2 separate regions of the Homo sapiens genome follow, and region 1 is linked to region 2. Evidence: chromatin contacts called from ENCODE Hi-C or POLR2A ChIA-PET data. All regions are on one chromosome and are shown on one strand. The core of a region is the stretch at or near the end of the contact, and the rest is flanking DNA. Distances in the headings are between cores, read along the strand shown.

Evidence for each region. A loop is a pair of places that touch in the nucleus more often than their neighbours do. ChIA-PET counts read pairs that join two places held with the same protein, here RNA polymerase II (POLR2A). Pooled maps may share reads with other maps.
Region 1: a pooled map shows a loop between it and region 2 (2.1-fold over the local background). The contact joins two enhancer-like sites. A Hi-C loop is called at or near these places in 2 of 50 pooled maps. POLR2A ChIA-PET finds 5 or more read pairs at or near these places in 2 of 52 experiments (OCI-LY7 and activated B cell).

Annotation. Positions count from the first base shown.
Region 1 is chr10:12,616,178-12,623,122 of GRCh38, forward strand. All of the region lies in intron 2 of CAMK1D (calcium/calmodulin dependent protein kinase ID), which reads left to right. Among named protein-coding and RNA genes, the nearest start is that of MIR4481, 34 kb to the right of the region's middle. Within about 2 kb of position 1,459, at least 2 of the 41 ENCODE cell types and tissues checked have a DNase peak (open chromatin) inside an H3K27ac peak, as active enhancers do.
Region 2 is chr10:12,240,545-12,247,032 of GRCh38, forward strand. It overlaps CDC123 (cell division cycle 123), which reads left to right. Exons shown (of 13, transcript NM_006023.3): 11 at 5,605-5,733. Among named protein-coding and RNA genes, the nearest start is that of CDC123, 48 kb to the left of the region's middle. Within about 2 kb of position 1,412, at least 14 of the 41 ENCODE cell types and tissues checked have a DNase peak (open chromatin) inside an H3K27ac peak, as active enhancers do.

The DNA of each region.
Region 1 (6,945 bases), core at 209-2,708, 380 kb after region 2:
ATATGAGTGTGCACATGTGTGTTTAAAATATGGCTAACGGTAAGGAAATAGGAAGAAATAAAATTAGTTTTCCAAGTATGGGCAGGCTTGAATATTTTAGTCTTATATAATGTTTCAAAATTGATTGCATAACAAAGCGGGTTATCTTGGACAGTAATAGGAGTAGCTAACATTTATCGATGCTACAGCGAGACAGACTGTTCTAAACCCTTTACATGAACTAGCGCATTAAATCCTCGAATCAACCTCTTAAGTAGCTACTGTTTTTACCCACCCTTTACGGAAAAATCCAAAGGACAGAGAGGTCAAGTATCTTTTTGTTTGTTTGTTTTTTGTTGTTGTTGTTGTTGTTGTTTTTGAGACGGAGTCTCGCTCTGTCTCCCAGGCTGGGGTGCAGTGGTGTGATCTCGGCTCACTGCAAGCTCCGCCTCCCGGGTTCACGCCATTCTCCTGCCTCAGCCTCCCGAGTAGCTGGGACTACAGGCGCCCGCCACTAAGCCCGGCTAATTTTTTCTATTTGTAGTAGACACGGGGTTTCACCTTGTTAGCCAGGATGGTCTCGATCTCCTGACCTCGTGATCCGCCCGCCTCGGCCTCCCAAAGTGCTGAGATGACAGGCCTGAGCCACCGCGCCTGGCCGAGGTCAAGTATCTTCTCACCAGCTAGAGTAGAGGAGGCAGGGCGGGAACCGAGGTGGTCTCTGTCTTGAGTCCATACATTATAACTGTTGAATTACCGGACACCCACTTCAGTGGCATTTATTCGGTGAAGTGTTTGGGGTGTAGGGAAGGGGTGGTGGTGACTGGAAGTGTAGCTTGGGGATCGCCTTTTTAATATCCCTGTCTAGTCACAAAAATAAGGCATGTTCTAATCAACTAAGCACTTGACCATGAACTTCTCGTAAGCAAGGTGAGTGGTAGATTTTTTTTCCTCAAGGATGCAAGCAGCTGATAGAATTGGGAAGAAAGTTATTAGTTGCAAAAACATTTAAGCTTTGCAGTAAGATTACTAGTGCACCAAAGGAATCGTGACTGTTAAGCCCTCTAGCTGATTAACTGGTGCTGTTATTTTATTTTAAAATGTTGTAATTTTTTCACAACAAGAAAAGTAATGTGTATTCCTAGAAGACAAATGAGGAAAAATACATAAGCAAAAAGAGGAAGAACACTCATAACTCCACTAGCCAGAAATTCCCCGTGTTAACTCTGGCGTCACTTACGGTAAATATCCCCATTCATCTCTTCTTGCTCCCAGAATAAATTAGCAGCAGCTTTTCCTCAGAGCAGGGGAACAAGCCACTTGTGTGGTAGGCAGATATGCAGGCTATGATGGCCAGAAAATAAGCGCACCCCAGGGCGAGGCAGTTTGTATTTTCTGCTTTCGGGGGAGCCGTTTCTTCTCTTTGAGGAGAGAAGTAATTTTCTGTCCCACCTGCATCTGTTTTCTGGCCTTGGGACCAAATGTCAACATCCCTAGTGGTGAGCACGCCCTTCCTTCGGTTTTTCTAGTTGCTGAGATACCTGCCGGGTTAGTTTTTTCTCCTCCAGATTGCATGTCTCTGATTCACCAGTGATAAAAATATTGAACAGTCACAAAAGACATAAATGAGGTGGGGAGAAAAAGCATGTCACTGAAATGCTGGTTTCCACTGGTGAGCTCCTTGAAATCCTGATAGAACTTTTTCCAAATGAAACGTGAAGTGGTATGCTCTTCAGACCATTAATTTTATTAAATAGCCAAACAATTGGATTACAGCCGTTTATCTGTACTGATTTTGCATTGTCATTTCAGAATTATCTCTTTAATTGCTACCTCCTCAGTAAGGTTCAGGGTAGAATGCTGTCACTATTTACGTAATCATTTACATATTTTGTATTAATTCACATTTGTTTTGGATCTAGTATTGAGAGGTGACTTAATTAGATCCAGTGGTTCATGATTAGCAGCCGATTCAGGGCTCTGTGTCTCTCTCTCCTCTTCAACATTTCCTCATTTCCTATTCCTGCCTCCATAGATATCCACTATAATGGACTTGCTAAATCTCTTTGAATACACAGGCATCCTCCTAATTTTTTTTTTCATTTTGTGGTGTGCATGTGTGTGTGAATGTTTGTATTTTTAATTTACATGAATGGCATTCTTCAATAGATTTCATTCTGTTGCTTCGCACTTTCAATGCATGCTCTTTCTAACATCTGTCCGTGCTACTTACTCTGTTTTCTCTAGTTCATTGTTTATAGCTGCTTTTACCCCATTTTATCTTCATCTCCCTGGTGATGGATGACTGAACCGTCTTGCACTTGTGTGTCCATAAAGAGTATCATGGATGAAAACCCTTGTTCATGCCCCTTCAAAGACTCGTGGGGGGATTTTTTGGGAGCCTCATATTCAGAAGAAAGCATACAGTTACTTTTCATTTAAGTATCAGGTAATACTTAATTTCATTAAGCATTGCCAGAGTATTTTATTTTTTACTAAGTATTAATTGAGTACTTTCTATTTTCATCACATTAGGCTTGGTATTTAGAGGGATTCATGGGAAAAAAAAAGAGACTCTTCTCAAGAAGTTTAAACTTTGCGTAGGAAGAAGGCAACAAAAAGAGAATATATGGGTAGTAGTAATAATAGTTGCAGTTTATTTGTCATATACCAATCAGTGACATATATCTTCTTAATACGCATAACCCTGTGAAGGTATATTATTAATTCTGTTTTACTGTTAAAGAAAAGGCAGTTCAGAGTGGCTAAGTAAATTGCCTAAGCATGCACAGCAAAGATGGTGGCAGTGCTGAGGTTTAAACCCAGTTTTCTCTTACTCCAAAGTCTCTCTCTCTCAGTGCTATGCAGTACTACTACCTGAGATGTCTGTTTTTAAAGAAGCCATTGAATCTTTGCATGTAGCAGGAGCTCAATAAATGCTTTTGAATTACTGATTGAAATAATCATGGTAAATGCATTTGAGTGCTGTCTGCTAAGTAGTTTAAGTACTTTATGTCTAGTAAACTGTTCCAATTTCACAGTAATCCCATAAAGCTGGCATTACTGTTATCCCTGTTTTTCTCCTGAGGAAACTAAGGCATAGACAGGGTGAATAATGACCAAATTCACATAGAGCTGGATTTTTTTTTTTTGAGACGGGGTCTTGCTCTGTTGCCCAGGCTGGAGTGCAGTGGTACAATCATGGCTTACTACAGCCTCAGCCTGATGGTCTCAAGTAATTCTTCTGCCTCAGCCCGAGTAGCTGGGACTGCAAATGTACACCACCGTGCCTGGCTAATTTTAGAATTTTTGGTAGAGGAAGGGTTTTACTGTGTTGCCTAGACTGGTCTTGAATTGCTGGCCTCAAGTGATCCTCCTGCTTCAGCCTCCCAAAGTGTTGGGATTATAGGTGTATGCTACCATCCCCTACTTGGATTTTTAAAATTATTAAAAATTACATTTTAATTTTAACATTTTAATTTCAAGATAGTTGTAGATTCACATACAATTATAAGAAATAATATACAGTGAGATCTCATGTACCCTTTACCAAGTTTCCCCAAATGGTAACATCTTACAAAACTGTAGTACAGTATTACAACCAGGATATTGACATTGATACAAGCAGGATACAAAAGCTTCTGGAATTCCTCATGGTGCTCTTTTGTAGCAAACCCACTTCCCTCCTGCATGATCTCACCCCCTGCCTAACCTCAGGTAACCTGTAGTCTCTTCCCCATTTCTATGGTTTTGTCATTTCAAGAATGTTATATAAATTGAATCTTACAATATGTAACCTTTTGGGATCTTCTTTTTCACTCAACTTTCACTGGAGATTTATCGAAGTTGTTGTATGTATCAGTAGTTGTTCTATTTGATAACTGAGAAGTATTTCACAGTTTGAGTGTACCACTTTGTTTAACCATTCACCAGTTGAAGGACACCTAGTTTGTGTCCAGTTTTTGACTATTAAAAAATAAAGCTCTGCAGTCCGCAGTCCGGCCTGGGCGACAGAGCGAGACTCCGTCTCAAAAAAAAAAAAAAAAAAAAAAAAAAAAAAAATAAAGCTGCTATAAACGTCCATGTACAGGTTTTTGTGTGAACATAACTTTTTATTTCTCTGGGATAAATGCCAGGAGTTCAATTGCTAGGTTGCATGGTGGTTGCATGTTCCATTTGTAAAGAAACTGTTTGGCACCGTGTAGCTGTGTCACTTTACATTCCCACCAGTAATGTGTGAGTGATCGTTTCTCTGCATCCTCGCCAGGATCTGACGTTGCCGTCATTTTGTGATTTTAGCTATTCTCATAGGTGTGTGGTGGTGTCTTATTGGAATATTAATTTGCATTTCCCTAATGACCAATAATGTTGTACATCTTTCTATGGGCCTACTTGCCATGTGTTTATCTTCTTTGGTGAAATGTCGCTTCATGTCTTTTGCTCATGTTCTATCTGGGTTGTTCACTTTTTTTGTTGTTGAGTTTTGACAGTTCTTTATATAGTCTGAATATTCGTCCCCTGTGGGGTATGTGGTTTGCAAATATTTTCTTCCCCTCTGAGTTTGTCCTTTTGTCCTCTTGATGGGGTCATTCACAGAGCAAAAGTTTCTAATTTTGATGAAGTCCAATTTTTCTTTTTGGAAAAAATACAGGATGCTTTTGGTTTCAGTTGTAAGAACTCTTTGTCTTGCCTTAGATCCTAAAGGTTCTCTCTTATTTTTTCCTGTAAGTTTTATACTTCAACTTCTACGTTAAACTCCATGACCCATTTTGAGTTAATTTTTGTATAAGGGGTGAGATTTATACAAAAGAAAAGGTTTACTTTTATTGTCTGTTACTCCAGGTTTGCCTGTTGCCCCAGTTGTTCCAGCACCATGTGTGTATATAAGAGGCTGTCTTTCTCCACTGAATTGCTTTTGCATCTTTATCAAAACTCATTTGGGCTTAGACATATGGGTTTATTTCTGTGTTCTCTATTCTGTTCCATCAGTCTGTGTGTCTATCCCCCTAACAGTACCACACTGTCTGATTACTGTAGCTATATAATGGGTCGAGTAGTCTTATTCCTCCCACTGTTGTTTTTCAGAGTTGTTTAGCTATATTCTAGTTCCTTTGCCTTTCATATACATTTTAGAATAATCTCACTCATGGCTACAAAAATTTTTTGTTAGGCATTGTGCTAAACCTGTATGTCAGCTTGGTGAGAATTGGCATCTTTACTATGTTGAGTCTTTGAATCCATGAATATAGTATGTCTCTCCACTTATTTAGATCTTTGGCTTCTTTCATCAGCATTATGTGGTTTTCATTATGCAAGTCCTATAAATGTTTTCTTAGATTTATACCTAAGCATTTTCTTTATTTTCAATGATTGTAGATGGCATTTTAAATATTGGTATAAATGTTTGCTTAGATTTATACCTAAGCATTTTCCTTATTTTCAATGATTGTAAATGGCATTTTAAATATTGGTATAAATGTTTGCTTAGATTTATACCTAAGCATTTTCTTTATTTTGAGTGATTGTAAATGGCTTTTTAAATATTGGTGTCCGTATGTTCATTGCTAGCATACAGGACTTCAGTGGACTTTTGCAAATTGTTCTTGTATCCTGCAACCTTGCTGAACTTACTTTTTAGTTCTAGTTGTGTGTGTGTGTATGTGTGTGTGTACATTCCTTGTATTATCTTGTGAAACCCTGGGTGTTAACCTTCTATGTTAGATGGCTTTTGCTGACACTGCTCCAGGAGAAGAAGGGAGTGGGTATTGCCTTGTTACTGCCAGGTGGAGTGAAACCCAGGTTTCCCACTAGGCTTCCATGGTCACCTGCTCGGGGAGCTCCTTCCCACTGTGCAGTGGGAGTAGAATTCTGGCTTCCTCAGTGTCTCCACAGCCACTGCATGTGGCGGGGTTAGGCCTCGTTACTAGCCATTAGGGACAAAAGTCTCAGTTTCCTCTTTGGCGTCTTTGACTCCACCATGGTTGACACCACCAGGCGTGGGGGTCCCCTTGGTACAGCCTTGTGAGGTGGACACCTAGGCCCCTGCTTGGCCTTTGCTGCTGGTGGTGGTGGGCCATATTTTGTTCCTGTAGGATTTGGCTGGAGTTGAGCGGTTGTTGTCTGCAAGTTTGTCTTGCTAGGCTGCCTTCCCCTGGTCACTGGGCTAGAGAGAAAGTAGGCTTTTGTGGGGGGCTGTTTTTGGTCTGAGCCCATTGGTGTTTCTGGATTGTTACCTTTTCCAGCTCTGTATCTTGGATACGGGAGGCAGAAAGTAAACTCAGGGGTCTCAGTGCCAGGTTCTTCTTTGGATCCCAAGATCCCTAATCCCATCTCTCCACCTGGCAGCATCATGTTACATTTGGGATGTGTGTGTACGTGTGTGTGTGTGTGTAATGTCCAGAGTTTTCAGTTATACTTAGGAAGAATAGAGAAACATACTTCTACTCCTTTTTGCAAGTGGAGGCAGACAGCTGGATTTTGAGCCCCATGGTTTAGCACCCAGGTCCTTGTCCTTAATCCATGTGCTCTTGGTCTCCCTGAAAGGAGACAAACGCTGCCCTGGAGCGGCCCGGGAGGCTTTGGTGGCATCAGTCAGACCTAAGCTCGTCAGAAAACTTCCCAGCTTTTGAAAAGCTGGGGAAGAAGGGGAATTTTTCTTCCTGAAATAGCCTGAGTAGAGGGGAGGATGTAGGAGTGAGTAGCGTGTTTGAAAGAACAGGAGAGAACTCGGCCCACAACAGTCAAGGCTTGTGTGGGGAACAAGCACTGTGGTGTAAAGCGCCTTGCTTCAGAGATGAGGAGCCCAAGGTGGGAGTCACTGCCTTCCCTCCCTCCAATCGTCCGTCCCGTCATCTCATCTCTCCCATCTGCCCTTCCCTTCGCCCTTCCCTCCCTCCCTCCCTCCCTCCCTTCCTCCCTTCCTTCCTTCCTCCCTCCCTTCCTCCATCGCTCCCTCCCTTCCTTCTT
Region 2 (6,488 bases), core at 162-2,661:
TTCAAAGATGATGGTGTCTGTTAAGAGTTACTAGAAAGAGGGGCTTTAGGCCATTGTTGTGGCTCACGCCTGTATTTTCAGCATTTTGGGAGGCTGAGGTGGGAGGATGGCTTGAGCCCAGGAGTTTGAGATCAGCCTGGGCTTAACATAATGAGACCTCGTCTCTACATAAAAATTAGCCAGGTGTGGTGGTTTGTGCCTGTAGCCCCAGCTACTCCCGGGAGCTGAGTTGGGAGGATCGCTTGAGACTGGGAGGTTGAGGCTGCAGTGAGCCATGATCATACATGTCATGCCTAGCAGTGAACACCAGGTTGTGTCTGGTCTTCTGCAGTCTGCCATGGTGAATAATCCCGTACGTGTGTCATTTCACACGCTGCAGGTGAATCTACAGGGTGAATTCCTAGAAGCGGGATTGCTGGCTCAAAAGTGAAATGTATTTTAATGTTGCAGTTTACCCTCGGTAGAGGTTACACCTGACCAGATCCCCCCAGGAATGCATCACAGTACCTGCAGGCTTCCTCAGAGCTTGCCTTTACAATATAGGGTTACACTCTTCAGGGTTTTTGGGGTTTCGTAGAGAAATGATGTTTCAGTATAATTTCTACTTCTATTTTTCTTAGTAAGTGAGGATGAAGTTTATCTTTTCATATATTTAAGGGTCGTTTCTGTGAACCATTGCTTCATGTCTTTTTCACTTTTTTCTATTGTCTCATTTTCCTCAAAATAGAGGCACTGTTTATGTATTACAGAGATTAGGCCTTTGTCATTAGTCTTTTCCTGTGAACGAGATCACATAGATTATTTGTTTCTTTTCTGGCTTTTGAATTTCAGCCATCATTTTAAAAAATACTTCCCCATGGTTTTTGTCCAGTTCTTTTGTAACTTCTTGTTCTCCATTTCAATATTGGATGTTTGGCTTTTGTTCCTTTGCGTGTTTGGTATGCGATATGGATCCCCCTTAGTCTTTTTGTCTAGCATCAATATATTTATTTTATACTGTCCTTCAGATTGATGATGATTTCCAGAGTTCTTGGGGCTTTAATGCCTGTTGCGTTTACAGACTCTCATCCGGGTTGGTTGTTTCTTTTTTGTTTTGTAAATCAGTTTATTTATTTACTTTGAGTTCATCTTCAGTGAGCTTGTTCTTTTTGTTTGTTCTTTTGTTTGTGAGAATCCCAAAGATCCAAAATTTTGGGTTTTTCATTTGCTTCTACCATGTTCCTCAAAACTCATTCAGAGAAGAACAGTCATTGTGTCCTGCCCTGTCATTAGAACTGTCTCCTCACACTCCCTTTCCTGAGACTGTCGCCTTCTGGAGTTTGTGTCTGAGTTCTGATTCCCTTCCTGTGGCCAGGCTGCTAGGAGACCCTCCCACGGGTTCCCACAGCACTAGAGTTGATAGGCTTAGTTCTGTTCTTCGGGTTCTTGTTTCTGGCCCCGGGGGATTTCCCGGTCTTTCTCATAATCTCAATTACACTTTTAAACGGCTTGTCGTAGCATGTGTTTCATCCTGTTTGGAACAGCAAGCCTTGAGAGTTACATAGCTGGCTGTATTTCAGGAGCCCTCACATATCTCACACTCCAGCCAAAATAACCTATTCCCGCAACAGGCGGTCGTGGCGTGGCCTCTGTACGTGAGAGCCGTCGTTCTTGTTAAGTGGTCCGCTTTTCCTGCCAACACCACCCTCCTCCCAGGGCATCTCTGTTATCCCTCAGGTGCCCAGGTCCTTTGGGAAGCATTTCCAGCCTTCCCTCGCACATGTAGGCAGGCTCTCCTGTGTGCCTCTCCGCTCTCACAGTTCCCTGTTCTTGCCTCTCTTGAAGCAAAATACCCTGCACATTGCCATTGTTGGATGGCTTTTGGTTCTGTTTTGGGGAAGTGGAGATGTGTGTTCTGCTCAAGCCTGAGCTCTTGGAAGGAGTCGATTTTGTGTTACGATCTTCATGCCCAGTGCCTAACACAGTGTCTGGTCCCTAGAGCTTGATCGGGGCAGGGAGACAGTCAGCTGGTACAAGGACAGTTAGTCCGACTGCTCTTTGCTTATTGGATTGCCTCAAAGCAGAATTAACTTCTCAGGCTGTTTGTGCTTGAGATGTCACATGAAAACATGTTATGGCCGGGCGTGGTGGCTCACACCTGTAATCTCAGCACTTTAGGAGGCTGAGGCAGGCAGGTCACCTGAGATCAGGAGCTCAAGACCAGCCTGGCCAACATGGTGAAACCCCGTCTCTACTAAAAATACAAAAGTTAGTCAGGCACAGTGGCAGGCGCCTGTAATCCCAGCTACTTGGGAGGCTGAGGCAGGAGAACCACTTGAGCCCAGGAGGAGGAGGTTGCAATGAGCTGAGATCGCGCGACTGTACTCCAGCCTGGGCAACAGGGCGAGACTCTGTCTCAAAAAAAAAAAGTTATAAAATCCTGATCCTGATCCTCCTAGTTTATAGAAGTTACAGCTGGGTTTTTTTTAATTTACTTAAACTCTTTTTTTTTGTACTAGAGGATAGCTTCTGAGCTACAGAGTACACTACCAATTAACAGTGGTGGTTTGTTTTCATTTAAAAATGTGTTTTGGGCTGGGTACAGTGGCTCACGCCTGTAATCTCAGCACTTTGGGAGGCCTAGGCGGGCAGATCACCTGAGTTTAAGAATTGGAGACCAGCCTGACCAACATGGTGACACCCCATCTCTACCAAAAATAGAAAATTAGCCAGGCGTGGTGGTGCATACCTGTAGTCCCAGCTACTTAGGAGGTGGAGGCAGGAGAATTGCATGAACCCAGGAAGGGGAAGTTGCAGTGAGCCGAGATCTCACCATTGCACTCCTGCCTGGGCAACAAGAGTGAAAAAAAAAAAAGGAAAAAATGTGGTTTGGTTTTTTGCATTGTGGCATATTCCTATATTAAAAGTGTGATTGTTTAAAAAAAAATGAGTTAGTTTTACTGACTATAAAAAGCCAAGTAGAGGCTGGGCACAGAGGGTCACGCCTGTAATCCCAACACTTTGGGAGGCTGAGGCAGGCAGATCACGAGGTCAGGAGATCGAGACCATCCTGACACAGTGAAACCCTGTCTCTACTAAAAATACAAAAAATTAGCTGGGCGTGATGGCGGACGCCTGTAGTCCCAGCTACTTGGGAGGCTGAGGCAGGAGAATCACTTGAACTCGGGAGGCGGAGGTTGTAGTGAGCAGAGATCGCACCACTGCACTCCAGCCTGAGTGACAGAGCGAGACTCCATCTCAAAAAAAAAAAAAAAGAAAGTCAAGTAGAAAAGATTTGGAGGTTAGAAAATGTCCATTTTGTATCATGACATATATTGAAGACATCTTAGCAGTATTCTCCAAAATAAAGTTGACATCATTACCAAGAAGTTGTTTGACGGCTGATACTGTTTCACATAGTTCCAGGAATGAAGAAGTGGGTGCCAAATGGAGGTGAGGAAACAACTCAAGCGGTGAGAAATTTGCAGGGCCTCTCCTGGGGCTTGTATAAAATGAGGAACTTACCTAAATGGGTTGTGCTGAAAACATCCTGCGAAAACATCCTGCGACAGGCCTGTGCCACTTAACTGGAGGTTCTGGTATTTGAAGCAAGTCCTAATTAGATGTTGCATCTTTCTTAACAGTTTGCTCTCGCTCAGCTGAGAAACAGTGCCAGATATTAGGCATGCTGGCTCAGCGGTCTTGTTGCTTGGAATTTCACAGACACACACCCGCTCAGGACATGGCGGCAACACATTTATAGAAAAAAACAAATTCATTATTAACCAGATGGCACAAATATATGAATGTTTCAGTGAGAAAAGTGAAAAGGAGCAAAGATAAACCTTTCGAGGAAACATCCATCCACTTCGTGTCAATAGGTGTTCGTGATCGGATGCCGTGGCCGTCATTCCTGGCGGCGCAGCCCCTGTGCCCCCGCTCTGTGCGTGTCAGCACTGGCTGTTTTCTGCTCAGAGGCCCCAGCCCTACCTCAGCACAGTGCCCCCAGCTCAAAGGTGACCTTTCCCTGAGGAGAGTCACCAAATTGCCCACCTGTGGTTTCAGAACAGGACAAGGTAGACATTTCTTTCAGAGGTTGGGGTGGTTTTTTTTTTTTCTTTTTTCTTTTTTTTTTTTTTTTACGTCCCCTTCATATGCTGTCAAGCTCTATTGTACAGACGGAACACTTACCACATTCACATAGAAAGAAAACAGCATCTTCAGGCTGGGCACGGTGGCTCATGGGGAGGCCAAGGTGGGAGGACATTTGAGGTTAGGAGTTCGAGACCAGCCTGGCCAACATGGTAAGACCCTGTCTCTAGTAAAAATGCAAAAATTAGCCAAGCATACTGGCGCATGCCTGTAATCCCAGCTACTCGGGAGGCTGAGGCAGGAGAATCGCTTGAACCTAGGAGGCGGAGGTTGCAGTGAGCCGAGATCGCACCATTGTACTCCATCCTGGGCAACAGAGTGAGACTCTCACAAAAAACAAAAAACAAACAAAAACCACAGAAAAAAACCCAGCATCTTCATCCTTGCATATGGTAAAAAAATCCACCCTTGGCAGCAGCCTTTCCCGAGTCAGAAGCGCTGCTCTCTGGAGTCGCAGGCACTGCCTGGCTCCGTCCGGCTCCCCCTGAACAGAGCACTGAAGGCTCCGGGAAGACGCTTTGGTCAGACCGCAGACCCTTCGCCTTTGGGTGACAGTTCCCTTTCCTGCTGGAATCTTTTTTTCTTTTTTTTTTGGAGACCCGGTCTTGCTTTGTCACCCAGGATAGATGGAGTGTGGTGTTTTGATCACGGCTCACAGTAGCCTTGACCTCCTGGGCTCAAGCAATCCTCCTACCTCAGCCCCCTAAGTAGCTAGGACTACAGGCGTCTGCCACCGCAATCAGCTAATTTTTATATTTTTTTGTAGAGATGGGGTTTCACCATGTTGCCCAGGCTGGTCTTGAACTCCTAAGCTCAAGTGGTCTGTCCGCCTCAGCCTCCCAAAGTGCTGGGATTACAGGTGTGAGCCACCATGCCCGGCCCTGCTGGAATCTTTGACTTAAAGTTCCACTGTGGCTTGAGGCTGGAGTTGGAACGTTATCTCTTAGGCAGAGCTTTACTGGGTCCCTTCTCTCTTCATTCACAGGGGGCCCTCCCTTTAGATCTCTGTCTATTCAGACAGGCGGCCCTTTCTCAGATGGGATATAGACAGATGATCTTTTGAAATAAGTGAGAAGATTTTTAAGATTAGAATAATATGAAGAATATCTTTCTGGCCGGGCGACGTGGCTTATGTCTGTAATCCCAGCACTTTGGGAGGCTGAGGTGAGGGGATTGCTTGAACCCAAGAGTTCAAGACCAGCCTGGGCAACATGGCGAGACCCTGTCTCGAAGAAAATACAAAAATTAGCTGCATGTGGTGGTGCATGCCTGTAGTCCCAGGTACTGAGGAGGCTGAGGCAGGAGGATCCTTTGAGCCCAGGAGGTCGAGGCTGCAGTGAGCCGTGATCACACCAGTGCACTGCAGCCTGGGCAACAGCATGAGACCCTGTCTCAGAATAAAAAAGTGTTTCTTTCTCAGAAGACAGAGTACAGAAGATGTTTGTTTTTGTTTTTTCTCTCTCTGTGCTACAGGGGAAGGTGTGGCTCATTGACTTTAATCCATTTGGTGAAGTCACAGATTCACTGCTGTTCACCTGGGAAGAACTGATATCTGAGAACAACTTAAACGGCGATTTTAGTGAAGTTGACGCTCAAGAGCAGGTACAACATTTTTAAGACAGATACAATGTAAACCTTTCCAGTCTACTGACTGACTGCTTGTTCTTCAGACGCATAGGTAGGCGGCAATGGCCAGGACCCTTGGGAAGCGCAGAGTGTAACACAGCTTTACTAATAGCTAACCTGCCCATGGTGGTGGTCAAAGAAGGGGGCCCCACTTAACTTTATATACAGAAGTCAGGATCATCTGATCAGTTTTTTTAGTTCTTTTTCTGAGCTTCTTCTGTCACACCCACCTGGAGGAATCTTGGTCCCAGATCAGCTCATGCATCTGTTCCTTCTGACCCCAGCCCCAGCTGCTGAGGCCGACAGAGAAGTTACACACGTGCAGCCCAGCGGATTCCTGTCAGCTTTCTCCTCCATTTCCACGGTGACTGGCTCACGCCTTGATGCTTCTCAGTCTCCCATCATTCCTTCCTTCCTCTCAGCAGATGATTTAACTTGCTGTTTCCCGGAAAAGGGAACCCACTGATGAGAATTCCCTCAGTTGATTTCTCATCACACCTACAAGCTTGTCCGTCCCTTCCTGAGTCTAATCTCCCCCCTCCATACACTTGTGTCCCCCTCTGTCATCTCCCCACTCTGGACACTGTGTCCTCCTCTGTCACCTCCCCCCTCAGTACACTGTGTCTTCCTCTCTCACCTCCCCCTCAGGACACTGTGTCCTCCTCTCTCTCACCTCCCCCTCAGGACACTGTCCTCCTCTCTCACCTCCCACTCTGGACACTGTGTCCTCC